Linked DNA regions of Homo sapiens: region 1 is linked to region 2. The links are chromatin contacts, found by Hi-C in ENCODE. All regions are on one chromosome and are shown on one strand. Each heading gives the region's core, a stretch centred on a gene start or an enhancer-like site at or near the end of the contact. The rest is flanking DNA. Distances are from core to core; before and after follow the strand shown.

Region 1 (6,749 bases), core at 416-2,915, 2.0 Mb before region 2:
CCTGGGCACCAGGGGCCACTCTGCTGTGTCCCTTTGCTCCAGTCCCAATGTCACTCGCATGGTGCAGGGTCATGGCTGACCAAGCACTGGCACTGAATGCGACCTTATCTCCCCGGGCTCACCTCCTTTCTTTTTAAGACCGCTTGTTTTTCACCCACTCAAAGATATATATTGAGCACTAAGTCCTTGAGATACATATCGAGTCAGGCAGACAAAGATCTCTGGGGGAGCTTGCATTCTAGGGCAGGGGCTAAACCTAAATAAAGCTCACATACATCCTGGCCAGACGCAGGGACTCACACCTGTAATCCCAATGCATTGGGAGGCCGAGGCAGGAGGATCACTTGAGCCCGGAAGTTTAAGGCTGCAGTGAGCTATGATGGTACCATTGCACTCCAGCCTGGGAAACAGAGCAGGAAGACCCTGTCTCAAAAAAGAAAAAGAAAAAAAAATTGTACATCCGAAGGGAGTCAAAAGTGCTTCAGGGGTTGGCGCGGGGCTGGGAAGTAGAGCAGAGTAAACGGAGGAGAGGGTGCGAGGAAAGATAGCTTGGAATCCTGATCTTTTTAAACAGCTAGAGACAACATTCTAAACACAAAATGAGAAAGAACAGTGTTCAAAAGGTGTCATCAAAGCCGAATGGGGTGGCTTACGCCTGTAATCCCAGTGCTTTGGGAGGTTGAGGCGTAAGGACTTCTTGAGCCAGTGAGTTTGAGACCAGCCTGGGCAACATAGAGAGCCCCTGTCTCTACAAAAAGAAATAAAATTAACCAGGTGTGGTGGTGCACACCTGTAGTCCCAGCTACTTGGGAGGCTGAGGTGGGAGGATCCCTTGAGCCCGGGAGCTTGAGACTGCAGTGAGCCATGATCACGCCACTGCACTCCAGCCTGGGGAACAGAACGAGAACTTCTCTCAAAAAAAAAAAAAAAAAAAAAAAAAAGAAAAAAAAACTGCGTCATCAATACCACCATGTCTCCTTTCCGCTCTATATCAATTATAAAATGGACTTCAGCCCCCAGAGTGCAGGCGATCCAGGGTGCAGTGGTCCAGAGTGCTGGAGTTGGCCCCTACTGGCTGGGAACTGGCCACGGTGGGAGCATTCACACCATGAGAACGGAAGAGAATCGGCAAAGGCTAGAAATCAGGCACCACCCTCTGCCCTGCCCCGCCCCATGAGAGCCAATTTCCCAGCATATCACCGTCACTAAGGTTACGTCAGAGCATCACAAATACCACAAAAGAAGGAACACTTGAAACCCTCCGAGACGACTTTTCGGGCACAAAGCTCCTTACTCAACCCCCAGACTTTGTAGGACGCTGAGCAAAGCTGTCCTAAAAACCACCCCTTTGCGTCCACCCGACTTTTGGCCAGATCAGGATGGAGGCCACCCTGTCCCCAGGGCCAGCCACTTCCCCTCCAGAGCCTCTTTGTCTGTGCACAAGGCTACTGTGGGCTGGTGGCAACATGGGCCCTTTCTGCTCCTCACACCAGAATCTTATCTTTGTGGCTCCTGCCTCCCAGCACAAGCCACATTCACCAAGCAGATGTCACGTTACTCAGGAAATATTTTTTAAACACGCATCTGCTGTGCATCAGACACAAAGCAGCCCTCCCTGCACCGGCCCCGCTCTTACCGCTGCACGTTCAGGATGGAGAAATCATCTCTTCCCTTTCCTCCACTTCACTTTTATGTGGCATATGAACCACTCCCTCCCCTGCTCCGTCATCAACAAACAGGGAGAGAAATGAAACTACTTGATCTGGCCACAGAAATGAAACTGAGTTATCAGCGTGCTCTCCAGATGACTCACAGAGTGGTCCCCAAACTCCAGCTGCATCCGAATCCTGGGAGAGCTGTGGAGACGGGGCGGCTGTCCCCCCACCCCCGCCAGAGAGTCTGATCTGTCAGGTCTGGGCTGGGCCTGAGAATCAGCATTGCTAACAGATTCCAGGGGAGGCTGGCATGGGGGCAGCTCAGAGTGGCTCAGTCACTGGAAGGTTCTGCCCTGACAGTGCCATCCAGTACCACCTGTGTGGCTCTGAAATGTGACTACTGCGACCAAGGAACTGGACTTCGAACTCCATGTAATTTGAATGAATAGCCACGTGTGGTTCGTGTATCGGGCCTCACAGATGCACTCCTGTTACAGCCGAGGACATGCTCTCAGGTACATGATCTGGACGCTCTGAGCTGTCCTGCTTAGCTTCATGCCTGAGCCGCACCTGACAAATGTCACCTCTCCCCTCATTAGGTGCGGAAAACCCAAAGAAGGAGGGTCAACAGCTTTCTCCAAGCACCCGTGCCTGAGGTCCCCGCCGCAAAACCAAGACGGTTTTCTTCCCATTGGAGATAAGGAGGCCCCAGGACAAACCCCAGGCTCCGGAACTCAGCCCTGAGCCAGCTGCATGTCATCTTTCTGGTCCTCAGTTACTTTTCACCTGCAAAAGTGAAGGTGCACAACCGCATGCTCCCTAAGGCTTCCTGCTCTGTGACCAAAGTCAAGGAGGGCCAGGCATTCCCATCACCAGAGCCAAGAGGTCTGGGAACCTCCAGGAGGAGCCCTCCAGACACCGGGGAGGGGACCAAGCCTCTCAAGGACTGGCAGTGATGGCTGGGAGGGAGGAAGCAGGCTCTCAGCTCTCCTATCCACCCGTGATCCTCTCCCAGACATCAACACTATACGTTTAAAAAAACTCCTGAGCTCCTCTTGGCTAAGTCATTGTAGTGACTTCCCTTGAGTGCAGGCTTAACTTTACGGAAGATATTTAGAAACTTAACATGTTTTTCAAAACCTTGGCATTAGAAATATTAACACCAGGAGATCATCGTCAGGATCACCTATCCCTGAACCACTTCTCTTCCCAAGAGCCCGGGCGGACAGAGGCTGAGGAGTGAGGGGAGGAATGTGAATCTCAGACTTGGCAGCGTGATGTGACATTCGGTTTCACTAGGAATGTCTTTCACAACAGGGCCTGGGCCGGCCTACTGCTTCAAGGAAGGCACAAAGAAAGGCCTCAGAGAAGCCGGACAGAGGGACACGAGCAGCTCGGGCCAGCTCAGGGGACCCTCCACCCTCTGTCAAGGCAGCATCCCCCTCCTGCACGCCCCTCACCAGCAGCCCTGGGAAGGACCAGAGGTGCCTGCGCATGCAAACTTCAAGGACAGGGTTCTTGCGTTCTGAGCACTAAAGCCCTGAGGGTGAATGAATGTCCCACGCAGCATCCAAGCACAGGGGCCGGGGCCAGAAAAGATGCTGCTGCTCAGGCCTCGGTCACAGCCGCTGGGCGGAGCTCTTCCCTCAGCTCCACATCAGGGAGCGTTACAGTGTGCAGCTTGGTAAAGAGGCGAAGTCCAGAAGCCCCAGTGCCCGCCTCCTGCCCTGGCACGCTGACTCTATGGAAAGCGCCAGCGCCTCTGTGTGCTGATGAAGTTCCTGGCCACCTGGAAGCACCTGCAGCACCTGGAGCCATCCAGAGCCAGCATGCATCCACTCTCCCATGGCCTCTCCAATCACAGAAGGAAAGATCAAGCAAATGCTTTCCTGAATTAACAGGACAAAGGCAATGGTGAAGTGCTGTAGACAAGCAGGGTTCTTACCTGGGGTGTGTCCCTCCCAGCAGAGCACAGGAGCAGCGGGTGCACCTTGGAGTGGAACTCCACCCTGTCATTGTCCGTGTGACCTGGCTCTTTGTTTCTTTTTTGTTTGCTTGAGATGGAGTCTCGCTCTGTTGCCCAGGCTGGAGTACAGTGGTGAGATTTCTGCTTACTGCAACCTCGGCCTCCCAGGTTCAAGCAATCCTCCCACCTTAGCCTCCCAAGTAGCTGGGATTATAGGCATGTGCCACCATGCCCAGCTAATTTGTTTTGTATTTTTAGTAGGGATGGGGTTTTACCATGTTGGCCAGGATGGTCATGAACTCCTGACCTCAAGTGATCTGCCCACCTTGGCTTCCCAAAGTGCTGGGAATTTGGTTGTGAGCCACTGCACCCAGACTGGCTGTTTGGTCCTTAGCCTCTCTGTGCCTCACCAGCCCCACTAGGTTAAATCATCATGACCCTGTCACGGGGCGGGTGTGAGGGGTAACCAGCAGGGTCCACAATGCGTAGGAAATGTGACTCTGATGTGGCAAGCCCCCTTGCGTGGTGCCCACCGGTGGGGGACTGGGCTGGGGGCTGGCAGTGCCCAGTGCCTTCAGAGATGGAATGACAATCTCCACACTAAAGACCACATTGTAGGGAAACATCAACAGGAAGTGGAAATGAATGGCAATTCACAGTCCTGTGCCCCGGGTGCGGACGCAGCAGTGAGCTGCAGGGGCAGCAGAGGGCCAAGGGGCCATCACTGGGTAGGAGGGGCCGTCATCACAAGAACTTCACAGCCCAAAGCCGGATCCCCGGGCGATGCCTGGCCAGAAGCTCCCCTGCGGCCTATTCCATGACAGTGAACTAAGATCAACGAAGCTACAAAAACATAGCAATTTCAGCCAGAATAAAAATGTACTGCCCTCCTTTTTTGATACACAGAAACGTCTATGCCTACCTAAGAACTTAGCACTTACAAGGGCCTATATTAGTTTTGTGGGGTTGCCATCACAAAGAACCACACCTGAGTAGCTTAAACAGCAGAGGTCTCTGGTCTCACAGCTCTGGAGGCCAGAAGTACCACATCGAGGTGTCAGGAGGGCTGTGCTCCCTCGGAAGTCTCTAGGGCAGACCCTGTTCCAGGCCTCTGTCCAGCTTCCCGTGGTTTGCTGGTGATTTGGGGTGTTGCTTGGCACACAGATGCATCATCCCAGTCTCTGGGTGGGTGTTTCCAAATTTCTCCTTTTTATAGGGACACCAGTCCTGATGGGTGGGGGCCCACACTACTCTAGGACCTCTTGATCCTTACTGACCGCATCTGCAGTTAACCTGTTTTCAAATAAGGTTGCATTCTGGGGGTTAGGACTTCAGCAGATGAATTTTGGGGGATACAGTTCAGCCCCTACTGGGATCTGAGCCATGACCCCATCCAGTGGTTTGCAGCCTTCCTTGCAGACAACCAGGCTCCCTGAGGGGCCTCTGCCCAGGGCAGGGCTTGCAGGCTGGGTGATGCTCCTCCCTGGGCCAGAGCACTGCTTGGCTCTCAGCAGTCATCAGGTCATTGTATCTCCACTCACAGTGGCCACCCCCTTCTTTGGACAAGGGCTGTCACGCAGCCCACAGCCATGCAGTCCATGGTTTGCTGGGGCCCCTGAGGAAGGGGTTGACATACTCTGGCCTCGCTGACCTGGTGCCTCCCATGTTTGGAGCCATGGGATGTGAGCAGCTGGGGCTGACACATCAGGCCAGGAGCTTGGTGGGGCTTGGAGGCTGGATTTCTGTTCCCTCTCTGGCTTTCATGCCTGACAGGGGACACCCCTTCAGCCTGGCTTTTCACACCTAGGGCTCAGCCGTGGCTGGCCTGTGGCCACATTAACACAAACAAGAAATCAATGCTGTCGTAAGCCACTGAGAATTGGGGCAGTGTGTTACTGTGAGAATGCTGGAATTCGGGGTGCCATGTAGCACCATGTTTTAAAAGGAGTCCTGCCAACAAAAATGCTTGGCAACCATTCATCTATCCCAACTCTTTTATCTTACAGATGAGATATAGAGGCTCAGAGAAGGAATATTAACCCAGCACCAAAGTCTCCTAGCTCTTCTGGGGCCAGGCCCGGGAAAGAGGTGAGAATGGACAGTTGGCAGTGACTGCTGGCCCCAGTGACTCTTATTTTCTTAGCCCCGAATCACATGTGTCATCTGACCCACCGTTCCAGCACGTGTGGAACATCCTGGACTCTTGGATCTACTGCTGCATCTTCTAGAGAGTGAGGTGTTCAGTTGCCCTCCTGAGAGCAGCGCCTCCCTCCCCACCCCGCTCAGCAGCCTGGCATGAAGGCAGGGAATGTGTACTGTACCCCCGGTGCCAGACGTGGGAGGCACCCAGAGTTGTGGAATGAATGAATACATTCACAGGCCCACAGGAGGAGTTCAAGAGCTCAAGTTGAGTTGAACAAGGACATAACATAAGCCCCCTGAACTGCTGCTAATTCTCCCAGCAGAAGGAGATGACTGTCGGAAACTAGGAGGTGCTTGGTGATAATGGAATAAAGGTTTTCTCTCTGCAGGGCTGTCTGGACCACACAGGGGTCACACTTCGATCTGATCATAACATAGCTCCACCTGGACAAGCTGTTTCTCCCAACCCTCTTTCCAGCTTGAATCACATCATTCCCTTTAAGAATTTCCATTCATTTTAGTTTCCTGCTAATTGACATCTTCACTACATAAAATACTGGTATAAAAATACTGCGTACCAAGATTTGATACAACTAGCAAATGTTCATTGGTTTACAACAAACCCAAAATACTCATCAAATATGGGCTGTTGGATTTAGAAAAATAAGATTCTTGAGCGATTCCAGCTGCATTTGTTTATACAGAACACATTTACTCAGGACCCTGCAGTGTCAGCTTCGTTCTTTGGGTATGCAGCCTTCTATCTGGATCTCTGCAGGCCAGCCAGAATATCTGTTGTTCTTAGCATCAGAGTGGTTGATCTGTGTAGAGAAAAGAAGAGTTTTATTTATTCATTAATCTAATAAACAAGTATTTAATCAGTATCAGTTGTGAGCCGACACAACCACTTCCTAGATTTGGATTTGCTCCAACCAAAGCTGGGTGTTTGATTTCCAATACATTTCTTAATAATAATTTTTAAATTA
Region 2 (7,069 bases), core at 2,229-4,728:
GAGTCTCTTGACATATGGGAGTCGAATCGGGAAGATATTCTCTCTCTTGTTAGAAATCTTTGTTCCTATTCAAAATTTAGAAAGAATATTTGTCATGAATGTGATAGTAAGTTGTAAAAGGACTCCCAAGGCTCTTGTAAAGGAAAACTCATGTCATCGTGTCTTTTTTTTGAGACAGGGTCTTGCTCTGCTGCCTAGGCTGGAGAGCAGTGCTGTGATCATGGGTCACTGCAGCGTCAATCCCCCCCGGCTCTAGCCATTCTCATGCCTCAGCCTCTTAAGTAGCTGGGGCTACAGGTACACACCTACCACCCCTGGCTATTTTTTATTTCTTGTAGAGATGGGGTCTTACTATGTTACTCAGGCTGGTCTCGAACTCCTGGGCTCAAGCAGTCCTCTGGCCTTGGCCTCCCAAAGCGCTGGGATTACAGGTGTGAGCCACTGTGTCTGGGCTCGTGTCATCATTTCTGATCTCTTGTAATGGTTATCATGGTGCCAGTATCAGAACGATAATTTTGGACAATGACCAGAGCTTGGGATATAAATTCTTGTAATATCTTTAGGGGGTTTTTAATCTTACGCCCTTGTTACAAAATGAAATGCACAACTCCTTGGTCAATCATTGAAAGTTTAAATTCTCCCCTCTTGATGTCTTTGTCATTTGGTAACACTGGTAATCTTGCAGCATCAGATCACTGTCCCACAGTCATCTATGCACTGTAACTTCAAATAATCAAGTTGTTGCAAGCAGTTACTCATCTTAACAATCTAGCTACCAGCCTGTATGCCCTACCTTATTTGTTGGCACAACCTTGGAAAGCCCCAAACGAGATTTTTGTGGTTTTTATTTCACCCCAACTTCATCTTGCAGATTTACTGTCCTACATACTTCTGATCTTGTCTCTTCTCTATCCTTATGACCAACGCCCTCATGCATCATTTCTTTTCTATTTCAGGGGTATGTTAAGTGCCTCTTGGTCTTAACTTTCTCAAATCCATCCTAAAATAGAAAATGATTCCTTCCTGGCTTAGAATCTTTCAATTGCTCCCAATTTCAACTTCTGACATCATGGTCCCATCCTCTCCAAAGTCACCCCAAGTAGTCATACTAAACTTCTGGTTCCTTAAACTAGAAATCATATTCATGTCTTGGCCCTCTGTTGTTTGTATGTGCGAAATCCCTTTCCACACATTGTAGCCTGGATAACCCAAACTTCCCTAACATTTCCCCCACGCACAGGCAAGCTGATCTTCTGATATATCTCTGCCCTAAATCGTGTCATTATTTGCTTACATCTGTTTCCCCTAAGAGACGCTGAAGTCTTTGATGGCAAAGCTGTGGCTCATTCCTTTTTTTTTTTTAATCTCCATCACTTGTTAGTGCTTGCTGAATTAACAGATGTAAGGAGTTAACTTACTGTTGCACTAGCTCAAACATATTTAGATTGTTACCTCACAAATAGCTTTTTTTTTTTGGAGACGGAGTCTCGCCTTGTCGCCCAGGCTGGAGTGCAGTGGCGCGATCTCGGTTCACTGCAGCCTCCGCCTCCGGGGTTCAAGCGATTCTCCTGCCTCAGCCTCTCAAGTAGCTGGGACTAGAGGCGCGCACTGCCACACCTGGCTAATTTTTTTATTTTTAGTAGAGACGGGGGTTTCACTATGTTGGCCAGGATGGTCTTGATTTCCTGACCTCGTGATCCGCCTGCCTCGGCCTCCCAAAGTGCTTGGGACTACAGGCGTGAGCCACCATACCCGACAGCCTCACAGATATCTATGTCCATTTATAAATATATATAAAAGCTTTTGGCCAGGCGCAGTGGCTCATGCATGTAATCCCCAGCACTTCGGGAGGCCAAGGCGGGTGGATCACCTGAGGCCAGGAGTTCGAGACCAGCCTGGCCAACATGGTGAAACCCGTCCCTACTAAAAATATAAAAATATAAAAATTAGCCGGACGTGGTGGCGCTTGCCTGCAATTCCAGCTACTCGGGAGGCTGAGGCACAAGAATCGCTGGAACCCGGGAGGCAGAGGTTGCAGTGAGGTGAGATCGCGCCACTGCACTCCAGCCTGAGAGCAAGACCCTGTCTCAAAATAAATAAAAGCTTTTGCTATTTGGTGTAAATAAAAGCCAACTTGTACACGGTGCTTACTGTATACCAGGAACACAAATTCATTAAATCCTCACAACTTTGAGACAGGCACAAATATTATCTGTTTACTAGTGAGGAATTACCTACGGTTTACTAGTAAGGAACACTGAGACCCACAGGTTGTGACTTGCTCAAGGTCAAGCTGGTGGAGCCAAGACAAGGTGCAGGCAGTGAGTCCTGCCCTAGAGTCTGACCCGAACCACATTTAACGTCTATGTGGTGTGTAGGTTATTGCCATGAGTAAGAATCAGAATTGTTAACGCGCATTCCAGGAAGGCAGGGACACCACTGAGTGTTACTGCTGTACTTTAGGGGCCAGAGCAGGGCAGGCTGGATGCGCGGAGGAAACTCATAGTTAGGTCAGAAGCCTGGCAAGACAAGGGAATTTTCTGGTCGTCGTCCACCTCTCCAACCTCACATCCTACTAGTCTTCCAAGAGGATTCTAACTGCACATGACTCCCTAGTTTCCGGCTTCTCTTCCTAAGGAGGGTCTGCGGCCCGTCTGCACCACCCTCTCCCCACAGTCCCGTTTTCCTGTCCATGCTTGGATGGATCCAGCCGAGCCGTCAGCCGCAGCTGCGCGCTGCTCCCCCGACTCGCACCCCCTCGGCGAAGCGCTGCATTTTATGTAATTTTCTGCCGGGCTGCTGGCTTGTGGGGGATGTGGCTGGGTCTCGGCAGCCTTCAGCGCCGCAGACGCTCCGGCAACGCCAGCATACGAGGCCCCCGCCCCAGGAGCGCGGGTCCGGGCGGCGTTCCCCTCTGCGGGAGGCGCGGCGAGCCAATCCTCACTTTAAAAGCTTTCCTGTCCTCGAAGCGAGGGGTCTTCCGTGCGGGGCAAGACGCACTGGCCCCAGACGACCGGTCCGTGAAATGACCCTTCCGAGCGACCCGGAGCGGGCGACCTTGCCCAACCCGCGACTCGGGGCCCCTGCGGTCCCGCGTAGAGGACCCAGGTCCCACGGGGGGCGGCGGTGAATCGCCCCCTCTTGTGGCCGCGCTTCCGCCCCCGGCACCCGCCCGCTGCTGGGCCACCCGGCGTCGCGCTGCCGCCTCACAAAGCCCGGGCAGCCGCCTCATTGCGCGCAGGGATTCGGACCACGCGCCCTCCCCTCCCCCACTCGCTGCTGCGGCGCCCAGGTCTTTGCCTCCGCGTCACTTTCTCCTCATCGAGTCCCCGGAGGCAGAGAGCTGAGCGAGGTTCGCCTCCCCGGGCGGGACACGAGCTCCGGTCCTCTCTTGGCGCAAACCCCCGCCCCCCGCGGAGGGACTACTTTTCGTCTCCCGCGGAGGAACTACTTCCTCCCCCGCGGAGGCGTCGGTCCAGGCGGCGCGCACGGTATGGCGGCGGCGGCGGCGGCGGCGGCGCGCGCCTGAGAAGAGGGGACGCCAGCCCGGTCAGGCCTCGGCGCGGCCTACACGCTCCGCTCGCTCGCTCGCTCCCGCCTCCCGCCCCGCGCCCGGCCATGGCGGAGCCGTCGTCCGCCCGACGCCCGGTGCCTCTCATCGAGTCGGGTAAGACGCGAGGCCGTGCCACCCCCGCCCTGGCGCTCCCGGCTGCTTCGGCTTCCCCGGCTCCCCGGGCTCCCCCGGCTCCCCTGGCCCCGTCCCCCTCCCCTCCCCGCCGGGGCTTGACCTGACTCCTTGTCTTCCCGCAGAGCTGTACTTCCTTATCGCCCGGTACCTATCGGCGGGCCCGTGTCGGAGAGCGGCCCAGGTGAGTGCGGGCCCGCGGGCGGCTGCGGACTTGGCGTCCCCAGTGTCCCCGCCGCCGGGGGTCGCGGGTGGTGGGCGGGGGTGAAACGGGAGCGCCCCGGGCCCGACCCCACCCCTGACCGCGCGTCTCTCGGCCGCAGGTGCTGGTGCAGGAGCTGGAGCAGTACCAGGTCTGTGCGCGCCCGTCCCCGCGCTCCCTCGGGTTCCTCCTGCCGACCTTGCCCTGAGGGATGCTCGCCCGCGCCCCCCGCCCGCCGCCCGCCGCCCGCCCCCGGCCCCCCGCCCCCCGCCCCCCCCGCGCCGGAGGGGTGGTCACTCGTGTGCGTTTCGTGTCTTTCCAGTTGTTGCCGAAGAGATTGGACTGGGAGGGCAACGAGCACAACAGGAGCTACGAGGAGTTGGTGAGCATTGGGCACGTTTGCTCCCCGGGTTTTCCGTGCACCGCCCCCCGCCCCCGCCCCTTCCCCTCGCGGGGACCCCGGCCCGTGGGGTGCAAAGTGTGACCCGCACTGGGGGGCGGCCCGGGGATAGCTGCGTTCCCGGCTGAAGATTTTGTTTTGTTTTTGAGGCGGCCAGGTTTGTTTTGGCAGGAAACAGTCATTGGGGGCGGCGCGGGGCGGAGCGGTGGGGGCGACTCGCGGAGGTCCTGCGGCAGGGGTGGGGCTCCAGGTGCGGCCGCCTCTGCGGGGGTGTGGCGTGCGCAGCCAGCCATTCAACTGGGCGGTTTCATTCGCTTCCCCGCTCCACCGCGCTTGTAACTCGCGCTCTGATTGGCCTCGCTGCTCTTGCCCCGCCCGGGTCTGTCCCCCCACTTGTTCCCTAGGAATAGAATCATTGGTCTCTGAAGGTGGAGAAATGTTCTTGTGTTGAGCTTTTTATTTTTTGTTTTGTCAGCAGCGTCATAAAAATCTTGCAGCTGTATGAATATGCCACTGTAGTGCTTGTGCTCCTTTCTACTGTACAATATTTGTTGAACGCAGTAGTTGATTGATGAGTTTCACACTGATCTTGTAGATAACACAATAAAGTGCTTTAAATAGGCACTTTTCTTTTGAGCTCGGTTAATCTTGCATTACAGTCTCATTTCTTTTGTGAACTTGGTTAATGTTTCTATATAACTTGCTTTTATCTATAGTTACAGCAGTTGCAGGGATTCGTTTGTTTTTACTGGAGACATTTTTCAGGAATATATTTTTGCCGTTTCGTTATTAGGATAAAGGAATTCATTAATTGCCAGGCCATATTCAGCATCTTGTATAAGGAAAACAATTGAGAAAGAAAAGAGCTTCTGAGTGATCTTTTACCACAGTTGGAAGACCTGTAACACTTGAGTGGTAGAGTATGGTGGCAAGTGAAAAGAAGAAAAAAAAGTGGTAGAAGATTACTGGTTTTGAATTAGACAACAGAAGAGACCAGAGGATGTGTTATTTCCATGAACAGTTAACACTTGAAGCCTGGTGCAAGTAATAAATAATTTTAATATTTGCTTTCTTAGATTTTGAAGTAAACACTTTAACAGTGGATGTTTTCAAGGGAATGAGTTCTAAAAATTCTGATGGCAATGTGTTGAGTTTGACATTTTGAGATAGTTTATTTTTGTAAACGTTGAGGAAACATTTAAAGGATGCCCTCTTTTAGTTTTCTTCACGGATAATATAGCCTTATCGGTGAAGCGGAAAAGCATTACTGGTTATGACGCTGTTGTCGTGCTACCTGAGAGAAAATAACTTGAAACAAATGTAGTGCTGTAACTACTGGAAAAGTTACTTTTAAAATACATTTATAGGGGCTGGGTGCAGTGGCTCATGGCTGCAATCTCAGCACATTAGGAGGCCGAGGTGGGAGGATCACTTGAGGCCAGGAGTTCAGACCAACTCTTGTCTCCACAAAGAATAAGTAACAGAAAATTAGGCGGCTGTGGTGGTGCGTGCCTGTAGTCCCAGCTATTTCGGAGGCTGAGGCGGAAGGATCACTTGACTCTGGGAGTTTGAGGCTGCATTGAACTATCCTCCTGCCACTGCATTCCAGCCTGGGAGATGGAGCAAGGCCTAGTTTCTTTTTTTTAAAAAAAAAATTTATATAAATTTTTTGGCTTTTGTTGGTAGAATTGCTTAAAACCCTACTTACTATTGTTTAAAATCACTTAAATTCTGTGATAATATGGCTGTGATTTGGCTATGACATATGGCATCTATCATTGCCTCCCTGATTTGGTCTGTCTGGTGGGTGTCCTTTCTTTTTTTACCTTCCTCTCTGCCCTCCAGTCCCCCAGGACTGAGTGATGATGAGCCTCATGTGTAGAGAATTATTCTTTTGTTAATGGTATATGTATCGTTTCTAAACTTTCAAAGTCTTTTAAAAATACCTTATTAAGAAGTATTCCAGGCCAGCTGCGGTGCTAACACCTGTAATCCCAGCACTTTGGCAGGACGCTTGAGGCCAGGAGTTCTAGACCTGCCTAAAGTGAGGTTGAGGATGTAGTGAGCCCTGATCAAGCCACTGTGCTCCAGCCTAGGTGAGCGAGACCCTGTCTCGAAACGCAACAACAAAAAAGAAGTATTTCAGATGTACACAAATGAGAATAATGTAATGCACCGCTGTATATCATCAAATTTGAATAATAATAATTTTTTTTTTTGAGACAGTCTGTTTTGAGGAGCAGCCTCGGCTCACTGCAACCTCTGCCTCCTGGGTTCAAGTGATCCTCCTGCCTCAGCCTCCTCAGTAGCTGGGATTACAGGCACCTGGCTAATTTTTGTATTTTTAGTAGAGATGGGGTTTCACCCTGTTGGCCAGGCTGGTCTCGAACTCCTGACTTCAGGTGATCTGCCTGCCTCTGTGTCCCAAAGTGCTGGGATTACAGGCACCTGGCTAATTTTTATATTTTTAGTGGAGAAGGGGTTTCACCATGTTGGCCAGGCTGGTCTTGAACTCCTAACTTCAGGTGATCTGCCCGCCTCTGTGTCCCAAAGTGCTGGGATTACAGGCGTGAGCCACTGCGCCTGGCCAACAAATTTGAATTTTGAAAGTTACTAACTTGCTATATTTACTTTGGTTTCTGTTTGAGGTATACATATGTTTTAAGAAACTATCAATGGACATCTTCAAACAAAAATAATAGAATAAATGACCCACCCACTAGGTGCCCATTTTCCAACTTCAGTGATTATCAGAGAATGTTGCATATTGTCTGCTCCCTTG

The links. Hi-C counts contacts between places; a loop is a spot of excess contacts on that map. Pooled maps may share reads with other maps.
Region 1: a loop to region 2 is called in a pooled map, with 7 times the contacts of the local background. The contact joins the promoter of MX2 here to the promoter of BRWD1 in region 2. A Hi-C loop is called at or near these places in 2 of 37 single-sample maps with no recorded cell type and 6 of 50 pooled maps.

Annotation. Positions count from the first base shown.
Region 1 is chr21:41,356,943-41,363,691 of GRCh38, reverse strand. MX2 (MX dynamin like GTPase 2) reads right to left here and starts at 1,665. Exons shown (of 14, transcript NM_002463.2): 1 at 1,637-1,665. FAM3B (FAM3 metabolism regulating signaling molecule B) reads right to left here. Exons shown (of 8, transcript NM_058186.4): 8 at 5,965-6,584. The coding sequence ends at 6,495. RefSeq lists enhancers at 1,121-1,960, 1,981-2,240, 3,523-4,326, 5,148-5,447.
Region 2 is chr21:39,310,041-39,317,109 of GRCh38, reverse strand. It overlaps BRWD1 (bromodomain and WD repeat domain containing 1), which reads left to right and starts at 3,478. Exons shown (of 41, transcript NM_033656.4): 1 at 3,478-3,667; 2 at 3,811-3,869; 3 at 4,009-4,038; 4 at 4,210-4,269. The coding sequence starts at 3,619. It overlaps BRWD1-AS2 (BRWD1 antisense RNA 2), which reads right to left and starts at 3,203. Exons shown (of 1, transcript NR_111942.1): 1 at 2,195-3,203. It overlaps BRWD1-AS1 (BRWD1 antisense RNA 1), which reads right to left and starts at 1,403. Exons shown (of 3, transcript NR_046655.1): 1 at 1,295-1,403; 2 at 1-65. RefSeq lists enhancers at 1,295-1,989, 1,990-2,685 and silencers at 2,995-3,164, 3,415-3,524, 3,595-3,654, 3,765-4,014, 4,205-4,284 and 1 more.